Regions from separate parts of the Homo sapiens genome. Here region 2 is linked to region 1. Evidence: chromatin loops called from intact Hi-C (ENCODE). Cell type or tissue: ascending aorta. All regions are shown on one strand. Region 1 overlaps GRK5 (G protein-coupled receptor kinase 5). Region 2 overlaps GRK5 (G protein-coupled receptor kinase 5).

The links. Peaks named below come from ENCODE experiments on the same cell type or tissue, not always from the same donor. Only the 100,000 strongest peaks of a DNase experiment are listed, where the experiment ranks them.
Region 2: it touches region 1 in a loop (4-fold over the local background); 2 of 110 quality-filtered maps call a loop at or near these places.

Annotation. Positions count from the first base shown.
Region 1 is chr10:119,312,467-119,317,466 of GRCh38, reverse strand. The region is part of intron 1 of GRK5 (G protein-coupled receptor kinase 5); the gene reads right to left. Among named protein-coding and RNA genes, the nearest start is that of GRK5-AS1, 24 kb to the left of the region's middle. RefSeq lists enhancers at 1-130, 131-764, 1,397-1,536, 1,580-1,749, 1,399-2,032 and 6 more. In ascending aorta, no CTCF peak of the experiment used is centred here; DNase peaks (open chromatin) are centred at 536, 1,736, 2,166, 3,208 and 1 weaker place; H3K4me3 peaks cover 675 bases; H3K27ac peaks cover 5,000 bases.
Region 2 is chr10:119,439,000-119,443,999 of GRCh38, reverse strand. GRK5 (G protein-coupled receptor kinase 5) reads right to left here. Exons shown (of 16, transcript NM_005308.3): 10 at 4,232-4,269; 11 at 1,912-2,001; 12 at 248-456. Among named protein-coding and RNA genes, the nearest start is that of MIR4681, 64 kb to the right of the region's middle. In ascending aorta, no CTCF peak of the experiment used is centred here; DNase peaks (open chromatin) are centred at 2,329 and 2,579; H3K27ac peaks cover 4,338 bases.

The sequences.
Region 1 (5,000 bases):
TCCCCCCAACTCTCCCCCAGGCCCTGATCATCTCCCTGTGAAGTTGGGCAGAAGTCACCTCAAGCCTCACACCTATTTTGGGCACACACACACACACACACACACACACACACACACACCCATCTACTGAATGCCTCTTTGCCTTCTGGTGACCCTTGGACCTTTATTGTTTACAGATCCCAGAGAAAAGAGAGTCATCCCTGGGGATGGGAAGGCAGGATCCGCAGTGGACCTGCCGTGCTTTCTGGACCCTGAATAAGTGGGGGCCTGTTTTCCCATGGGCCACACTCCTCTGGGGCAGACTCCTGGCATCTCCACAGATCAGGACACTCTCACGTCTTTGCATAGGCCCCAACTTGTCACTGTATAATAAAGAATCTGACTGGCTTTTGTCCCTGGTTCCTGAGAGGTAGTCTCTAAGTCCTTGGAATTTTCTGAGTAATAGGAGTGTCTTTTTCATTCATGGTAGGCCCCTGAAGCCATATCTGAGTTTACGCTAACAAGATGACTCATGAGGGGGGCTGGGCATGTCAGAGAGACCAGCCATGGGATTAGAAGGTTGAGGCTTTGGGCCACGTGGTATCACCCTGACTTCCAGGGAGGGACGGGGGGCCAGACACTGGGTTCGACCATGTGCCCAGTGATTCCATCAATCATGCCAAAATCATGATGCTCCAGTAAAAACTCCAGACACTGAGGCCTGGGTGAGCTTCCTGGTAATCACACACCAATGTGCCAGGAGGTGGCACATCCATGGCAGCTTCACATCTGGGACTCTCAGGCCTTGCCCTGGGCACCTCTCCCTGTCAAGGGTTTGGGTATCTTTTTGCAACAATAGAACTGTAATTGTCAGTGTAGCGCTGCACTGGGTTCTGCGAGGGAGTCTAGCGAATTATCCAACCTGAGAGCTTCAGGGGAATCCCTGAATCTGTTGCCGTGGTCAGAAGTGCCAGTGGCCTGGGGACCCCCACCCTTGTGGCAGGTGCCTGGAGTGAGGGTGGTCTTGTGAAGACTGTGCTCTTCATTTGTGATGTCTGCACTAATCCTGGGTAGTTAGAACTGTGTTGCAGCTGTTGAGGCTGCTATGTCTTCAGGAACCTTCAGCACCCTTCAGCCCAGCTCACTACCCATCTCCCAGAATCCTGATTCCAAAGGCTCAAGGAGCAAATCTGATTGGCCAACTCATCTTTTCTCTCCAGGCCACATGTCACAGGTGACTCTAGAGTTTGAAACAATTCAGTGGGTCTGGTCCTTGTATGGAGAGGGCAGGGTGACATGGCATGGCCAGCCCAGCTCTCAGCTCAGAGCAGAAGCCCCTGGGTTGGGGCCAGGCACAACCAGACGTAGCAGGAATGGGGCCACAGAAACTATCACCCCCATTTCCAGAATAGTCTGGGGGCACTGCTGGTTAAAGGCACAAGGACATGGGGTAGCGAGGGGCACAGGTTACAGAGACCCCAGGACTTCCCAGCAGAAACTGGCTTGTGGTTCAGAAAAGTCAGCATTATGCTAATGCAGGGGACCACATTTGTTAGAAACCCAAACTATGTCATGAAGCGGGGTCTTTCGACTATGAATTTGGAGGGGGAGGAAGGAAAGCCCTGAAAACCGGAGAAGCTGCTCTCAACGCAACTGAATCAGTCTGGGAGGGTCTCAGGTGTCGCAGTGACTGCATGTGGAAGGATCACTCTACCGCGTTCCCAGCCACAAAAGGCCGATGACTCATCTGCAGAGTGGAAGGCAGTGTCACAATTCTGCCTGTGATGTCTGCAGGACTAAAGACTCCATCCAGTTCTTTTCTACCCAGGTGGGCTTTCAGGACTCAGCTCCCACTGTGCTGCCAGCAGGGCTGGATTTCCAGAAAATATCACCGTGGGGAGGCTGTGGGTGTTCTCAGAGTCAGATCTGGCCTGGGCAAAGTGGAGGCGGCCAGCTGTTCTGATGAGAATGGGTTACCCCTGTGTCTACTGCCTCCTGTTCCTCCCTCCCCTCCACTGATGCTTATTTTCCATCCACCAGGGCTCTGCCACCTTTGCCACCCCCAGAGAGGCACCTCCAGCTGAAACTGATGAGGTGGGCATGTGGCTTCTCACTGATTCTAAGTCTCTTTTCATCCAGGCCCGAACAAGGCGAGATCCCAATTACAGGCCTGATCAGGGGCTGCGTCACCGAGTGACTCAAGCCTTTTCAGAAGCAACATGACTCCAGCCAAGTGTATTGAGGTGACCTCAGCCTGTAGGGTACTTTCTCCAACCCGATGCACTTGGCAACCACTGTGAAAGGGAGACAGGCCCCTGGTATGGGGCGGGGGTAGGAGAAAGCACCACCCCTCTGGCCTCAGTTTCTTCACCTGAGATCCAGGAGGGTTACACCAGGACAGGGCGCAGAGCCGCTTCTGTCAAGAGTTTTCTTGAAGATCCCCATAAGTGAGACAGACGATGGGGAGCCCACTGAGTGGGCAAGGCAGGGAAGGGATGGAGTGGGGCAGATACAGGCCAAGGGTCTCGTTCTGTCTCTATGGCTCTCACCTTCTGAGAACAGCCAGCCCCTGCCTGGGTCCCTGACTCGGTGCACCTTCTCTACACAGCCTTTCTGCACAATCTCCAGAATCATGGGGAATCCAGCCTCAGTCCTCATCCTGCCCTCGGTTCCTCCATTACTACGCTGCCCCAGAGTGCTGGAGCTGCGAGGTCAAGGTCTAGTGGCGTCAGGAGGAGACTGCTCCCAGTAACTATCCCCAGATTGAGAGGTTTAGAAGAAAACATGAAGGGCTGCCAAAATACCTGTGACCCAGAATCTCTCGAGATGGGGCTTGTGCAGTGCCTCTGGATGGCATGGGTCCACTGTTCCCTGGGGCAGGAAGCATCAGGAGCTTTTAGGCGCCATGGTCCTGCTGCCTTTGAGTGTATCCCGCACTTTCCTAGCTGAGCATAGGACCCCAGGTGGCAGGCAAGAGAGGGAAGTGGGGTGGTCTGGGGGGCACAGAGCCTCTCCCTGTCCAAGGGTGCATTCCGCGGCTGGCACCACCAGCTTCACCACTTGGTGGGGACTGGCTCTTTTCACATGAGGAGAACCACTTCAGAGACCTAAGGAATGGGCCGAGTTGTGCAGGATCCAGCCCCAGGTTCCATTCAAAGGGCTGACACTCTGATGTGGGCACAGCCAGGCCAGGGAGCAGCTGCCAGAACTGTCAGGCCAGGAGGCGGCGAGAGGGGCTGGAACCCTTTCTGGGCCTGCTGGCCGCCTGCCGCTCAGTCAGGGGCTTGCTATGCTCAAGGATTCCACCCAAAGTGGGGGCAAAAGCCACGGGGTAGATGCGAACCGGGGCATCATACACCCCAGCCCTCCCAGTGGCTCTGTCCTCTACAGGAGCGGAACTGGGGAGCAAAGACACAGTTCTCCTGACCCCAGAAAGTTCCCTGTGCCACAGTTCTCAGCTATGAGTGTCTGAAATGTCTTGGCTGGATGGTGTGAGGCGCGTGGGGCGGCCCGGGGCATCTGGGGCCTGCGGTCTGTGGGCAGGTGCCAGCACCTCCAGGCCCCTCCTCACGGCCACAACACAGTTGGGGTTTCCAAAGCAGAAAAACCTCAGCCTCAACCAGAGGGATCCCACAACCTCAAATGAGGAAAACCAAAACCAACACCAGGCTGGGTAACTGGTCGCCATGGGGATGGGGACAGGGCCCCTCCCAGCACATGGGGCCTGAGAGAGAGGAGCACTCTGGTGTGACCCAGGGGAGGTGGAGAGGCTGGGGACAGTCCCTCCCAGGAAACCCTTCCAGGGAGGGTGGTGCTGACACCAGGCCACCTCCCCCACAAAGGCTACCTCCCCTCCCTGACAGCTGCACTGTTCACCAGGACACAACCGTCCACTGCCTCATGACATCTTCACTGCAATGTAAGCGGGTGTCACTGCACTGCTATCTAAGCCTTGCTACATACCACCTGTGTGGCCTTGGTTAAGTCCCTCCGTGTTTTCTCCTGCAAACTGAGACACTGCTACCCACCTGGCATTGCTCTGTTAAGGATTAGCACCATATGCAAAATACCTAGCACCTCATAGGTGCCACTAAATGTAGCCATTGCCACCACCACTCATTACCACCATCATCACCACCACCCTCCCCATCACCACCACCACTGCCATTGCCACCACCATCATCACCACCACCATTACCACCATCCCCATCACCACTATTACCACCACCATCACCACCACCATTACCACCACCATCATCACTACCGTCACCACCACCACTACCATTACCACCACCATCATCATCACCATCACCACCACCACTACCATTACCACCACCATCACCACTACCATCATTACCATCATCACCATCACCACTACCATCATTACCATCACCACCATCACCACCACCACCACCATCACCACCACCATCATCATTACCACCACCACCATCACCACTGCCATTACCACTACCATCACCGTCACGACCACCATTACCACCACCATCAGCATCACCATCACCACAGCCACCAGCACCACCATTACCACCATCACTACCACCATCACCACTACTATCAGGCTCTGTGGGTGAGAGAACTGAGGACACAGAGCTGGCAAGGGACAAACAGCAGGTCTCAAGACTAGGTCCTCTGACATCTGACTCTAAGTTCAGCTATGTCTCTACCCTACTATGCCCTACATACACACACATACTCCCAGAGCTTCCACATCAGCATGATGCCAGCGTCTGTCCCGACATTGCCAGGGGTGCCACAGGAAGCAGGAAGTCTCACAGGGGCACCATGATTCGGCCCCTACTGCCTCCCTGACTTCACCTCCTCCCACTCTCACCTCTACTCACTCCATTCCAGCCACACTCTTCTCCTCAAACACCCCAGGCATGTTCCTGCCTGAGGATTTTTTCTGCAAAGGGCCAGATAGGGTCTCTGGGTCACAGAGACAGTATGTAGACAAATGAGCATGGCTGTATTCCCATAAAACTTCATTTACAAAAACAGGCAGT
Region 2 (5,000 bases), 130 kb before region 1:
CTCACCCCTCTTCCCTTGGTTCCTGGGTGTCCCTGCCCCACCCAGGCTTTCTCCTGGAAGTCTCCGCTGACCACCCCAGTCCACAGCAAGGAGTGCCCTCAACTCTAGCTTGGTGGGCTGCAACCCCCACCCCCATGCTCAGACCCCTGTCCCTTCAGCCTGTTTGCTGTTCTGGGGACAGACTGGGGCCAGGCCCAGGGAGGGGAGCCACCAGCTTGAGGGTGGCATCTGGCCACCAGGAGCTCACCATCTTGCAGATGGACTTGGCCTCCTCGGAGAACTTGTGGGAGTACACCTCCTCCGTCTCCAGGACCCGGCGGTCCACCTCCTCCCGCTTCACCTTCTCCTTGCGGCCGCGGAACGGCGACTGGCCCTCGATCATCTCATAGATGAGGCAGCCAAGGCCCCAGTAGTCGGGGCTCAGGCCGTACCTCTGGTTGTTCAGGACCTCTGGAGCTGGGGGCAGAGGAGAGGAGAGAGGAGTGAGGAGGAGGGAGACAGCTGGTGGCGCTGCTCACAGAAGGCCTGGAGTTTCATGGCCGCCACCAACTCTTACCCCACCAACTGCTGTGAATACCACCCCCTCCAGGGAGCTTGCCCTGATGACTCTCCTCTGTGCCCCCGAAGGACTTTGACTGTAGCTTTAGAACTCTGACCACCGTGGATGGAGGTGTCCTGCACTCTTGATGTCCCCTCGCCTAGAACATGAGCTACTTTATTCACTACCGTAACAATATGACACCTGGCACAGAACAGGTGCTATCAGTATATTTGTTTCAATGAATAAAGGTGTATCTACCCAAATTAAAGATGATCTTAAATTTATCTGTAATTCAAACAATCTCTTGCTATGTCTTCTGTACCACTTTGATAAACCGAATTACAGATTTACCATAGAAATACAGAAAAGATAGTTCTGCAGCATCAGCACGTATGTCTGGAGGGAAATGCATCCACACATGTGCTGGTTTGCACACAAGAGCCGGGGCAGACAGATGCATGGAACACTCTGCAAAAGGAGACCCAGGCAAATGCACACACAGGTAGGCAGATCTATCATCCACCCATCCATCATCCATCATCCATCCAACCATCCATCCACCCGCCCACCCGCCTACCTATCAATCATCGATCAGCATTCATGTGGGCACACACACACTCACATACACACAGACACACACTCCACAGGTTGCCAAATGTCATGCAATCTGAAAAGGACCCTCTAGCACCAGAGACAAGGCACACCTCCTGTGCAGCTGCTGTCAGTACCAGCCTGACTAGAGGGCGGCAGCGTGCCTGCTCCCCGGGCACGCGCCTCTCAGGGGAAGGAGGGTAGGTGTGTGAAATGCACAGGAGGAAGCCCAGGGCGTGCCCCCAATTGGACGGGGGATTCTAGGGCACAGGACTTAACTCTGGGTCTCTTCCCTGCAACCCCCAGGACGCTGGTCTCAGAGCAGACTGAGGAAAGGTGGCAGGAGCCCAAGGCTGCTCTCTACTGGAATCATGCTTGGTGACACAGCAGCTGTGCGCGCCTCTCATTTGCGGGCTCTTGTGAATTACCTCCTTCCTCTCAAAGGCCTCTCCTCCCAGACCCCTGCTTCAATGTGGCCTCCCCTAGCAGCGCTGTATGCCAGGCCCCGACCCCTAAGAGTGGCTTGGCTTTGGACACAGGTGGGGCTGGGGGCCTGGGAGTGCAGAGAGCTCAGAGCAGTCATCACATCTGGGGCCCCTGTGCTCCCCCTCCCCCTGGCTAAGGCCGCCCCCCAGCAGCCCTGCAGAGACTGTGACTCTGTGTGTGATCAGCAGTGCATGAAGAGGCGAGAGGCTCTGCGGGCAGGCTCTGGGGGCTCGGCCGGCGGTGAGCAGGTGGTGGGTCTCAAGGTGCATTGACACAGGCAGCCCAGCACTCACCCATGTAGCCAACAGTGCCCACCCGGCCGCGGATCAGGTCTCCCTCGGGGATCTTCACAGCCAAGCCCAGGTCTGAGATCCTAATGTGGCCTGAGGGGGACAGCAGGGTCAGTGGGTCCCTGGGACAGCCGCATGGGCACCCGGCCTTGCTGTGTGCCCTTGGGCAAGGCATACGAGCTCTCGGCATTCTCATCTGTCCAAGGACAACAGGGACCCCAATCTGCCATCTCAGAGTGACCACAAGAGCCTTGGGAGAGTGCAGGTGTGGGAGGACACAGGAAAATGCCCACTCTTCAGGAGTGGAACATAAAGATGCAATAGGATGCCTGGACCCGGCTGGACGTTGACCGACCTGCCTAGTCAAAGGCTGAATGGGCTTCCTGGAACGCTGAGGTCAGAGAATCTTGGCTTGGTTCTGGGATTACTTCATGGGAAAAATGTGAGGTTCTTCTGGCATTATGCAACAATTTGCTTAAGGGGAAAAAATTATAAAACGATTTGGGAAGCAGCTCCCCGGCCTGCCTTGTTGGTCTCTGGAGATTGGTTGTTTTTCACTTTAGAGAAACGAGAAGGGAAAACATCTGGTCTGACCTGGCAGAGCCTGGAGATGAATCCCAGCTCACAGCCCAGGACTGAGCCCCCAGAGCGGGAGACGCTGAGCTGAGGCTCCACTTTGGTCTTTGTCCCTCCCACAGCCCACCTGGGCAGGGTCGCGGCCACAACTTACCCCACAGGAAGGAACACGTCCCCTTCCCTTCCCTGCCTATGGACACCAGGGCCCCACCCCCATCCCTCCAGCCTAGATGTCAGCAAGGGCCAGTGTCGAGACCCCGCCAGGCTGGAGCCGTGTGGACTCCCTGGCTCGGTGGGGGCTGACAGTCAGGATAGCAGAGGAGCAGCGTGGGCTTGGTTCTTAGACCAAGGGAGGCACCGGGCACATCCAGAGAGGGGCGGCAGGCCTGGGCCCTCCGACCGCCCCTCCACAGGGCAGTATCCCATGCAGACCTCTCTTCAGGTCATCAGCGACCCGGTTTCTCCCCTCCCTCTACTGGGGGCTGCCAGGTTCTGGGGCCTGGTGGGAGGAGACCCAGTTTCTGCCCTCAGCTCCCCACTGATGCTGCTGGGTGACTTTGGCAGGATGGCTCCCCTGAGGCTCAGTTTTGTCATCTGTTAAATGGGCACAGAGATGCTGCCTTGCCCTTCTCTGTGCAGGTGGGAAGATCTAGTCAGATCAAAGGTGTGGAAACCGGTGGCTCATGCCTGTAATCCCAGCACATAGGGAGGCCAAGGAGGGCAGATCACTTGAGGTCAGGAGTCTGAGACCAGCCTGGTCAACATGGCAAAACCCCATTTCTACCAAAGATACAAAAATTAGCCGGGCGTGGTGGCACGTGCCTGTAATCTCAGCTACTTGGGAGGCTGAGGCAGCAGAATCACTTGAACTTGGGAGGTAGAGGTTGCACTGAGTTGAGATTGCACCACTGCACTCCAGCCTGGGCAACAAGAGTAAAACTACATCTCAAAAAAAAAAAAAAATACAAAAACTAGCCAGGTGTGGTGGCGTGCACCTGTAATCCCAGCTACTTGGGAGGCTGAGGCAGGAGAATCACTTGAACCTGGGAGGCAGAGGTTGCAGTAGGCCGAGATCACGCCATTGCACTCTAGCCTGAGCAAGTGAGACTCTGTCTCAAAAAAAAAAAAAGAAGGTATAGGAACTATTTTCCAGGTGTGAGGCTAAACAGCTGTGAGGGGTACTGTGGTTGTTCTTATTATTCAGTGTCCACAGCCAAGAGAAAATAATGATGGTAATGCACAAACGTAATGCCTGAGACATTTACAGCTGGCTAGACTGACAAGCAATTCCCTCTCAAGCTGTCATGTAGAAGCCTCTCCACCACCCTCTTCCTTCTGGGTGGGCAGGGCAGGGCAGGACGCTTTGTTTCCATTTTACAAACAAGATGAGAGGTGGAGAACTTGATGGAAGTTAAGTATTTGCCCAGCATCTCTGAAATTCTGGACTCCTTGTTCAGTGCACTGTAGAGACCACGCCCGGCCAGAAGTTATTTTAACACTTAGAGCCTTATGGTCAAAGGGAATTTCAAAAACTCTGAATTTCAAAGTCTCTCTGAACACTGCCTGTTCACCAAGCGGAGCTCTGTTCACACTCACAGCTTTCCCCCTTCCCCAGGTACCCAGCACTGAGCAGTGGGAGTGGGGCCCGTGGTCAGCTTCCCCAGCCCTCTCTGAGAATCCCTGGGAGGCCCTTTGCTTTCTTGGGGTTGCAATGCTCACCTCAGCTACCGAGTAGGAAAAGACTTACCATAATCATCTAACAGGATGTTTTCAGGTTTCAGATCTCTGAAAGGAAAAACAACAAGCATCAGAGTGTGGGCATTCTGGGCAGGTAGGATACACTGGCATCTGGGTCGACCCCTCGGGCTAATCAGGCCTGAGTGGCCACAGTGTGTTTCCTTCCCACCTCCTGGCTCAGGCTGTCTGGTTTGAGTCAAAATGATCTTCAGCTAATTTTTCTCCTTCCAGTAATTTAAAGCAACACTGCCGTTTGCCACAGGCATTTCCCAATCCTGGAGGGTGACTGGGAAAGTTAGGAAAAGGCCAGTCATGGCCCCTGTTCACACATCAATGACTGCAGGTCTGAGGATACTCCAAGGCTGAGAAGACCCTGCAGGTCTCAGGAAGCCCTGAAGGCAGAACAGGGCCTGGAATGAAGGGAGCTGTGCAATTGGGAAGAGAGGATCAAAGGGGAGAAGGTGGGGACACAGGAAAAAGACCCCCTTTGGGATGGGGCCTGCAGGAGACTGGCATATCCCCCAACACCAGCTACGCTACAGCCTGGGAGAAAGAACAGCTACGGGGCATGGCATAGGTGTGGCTGCCTTATCCTGTCCCTAATGTCTCCTCTCTTGATGACAGGATCTTGCTCACAAGTAAGGGAGCCTCTGCATTCCCAGGATGAGGGGAGAGCCAGCAGAGGAGCTGCTTTTATAGGAAAAGGTCTTCTCTATGGGTAAAAGAACAGCCAAGAGGAGAGTGTGTGCAACTCAGTTAAGCCATGGGGCAAACAGTAC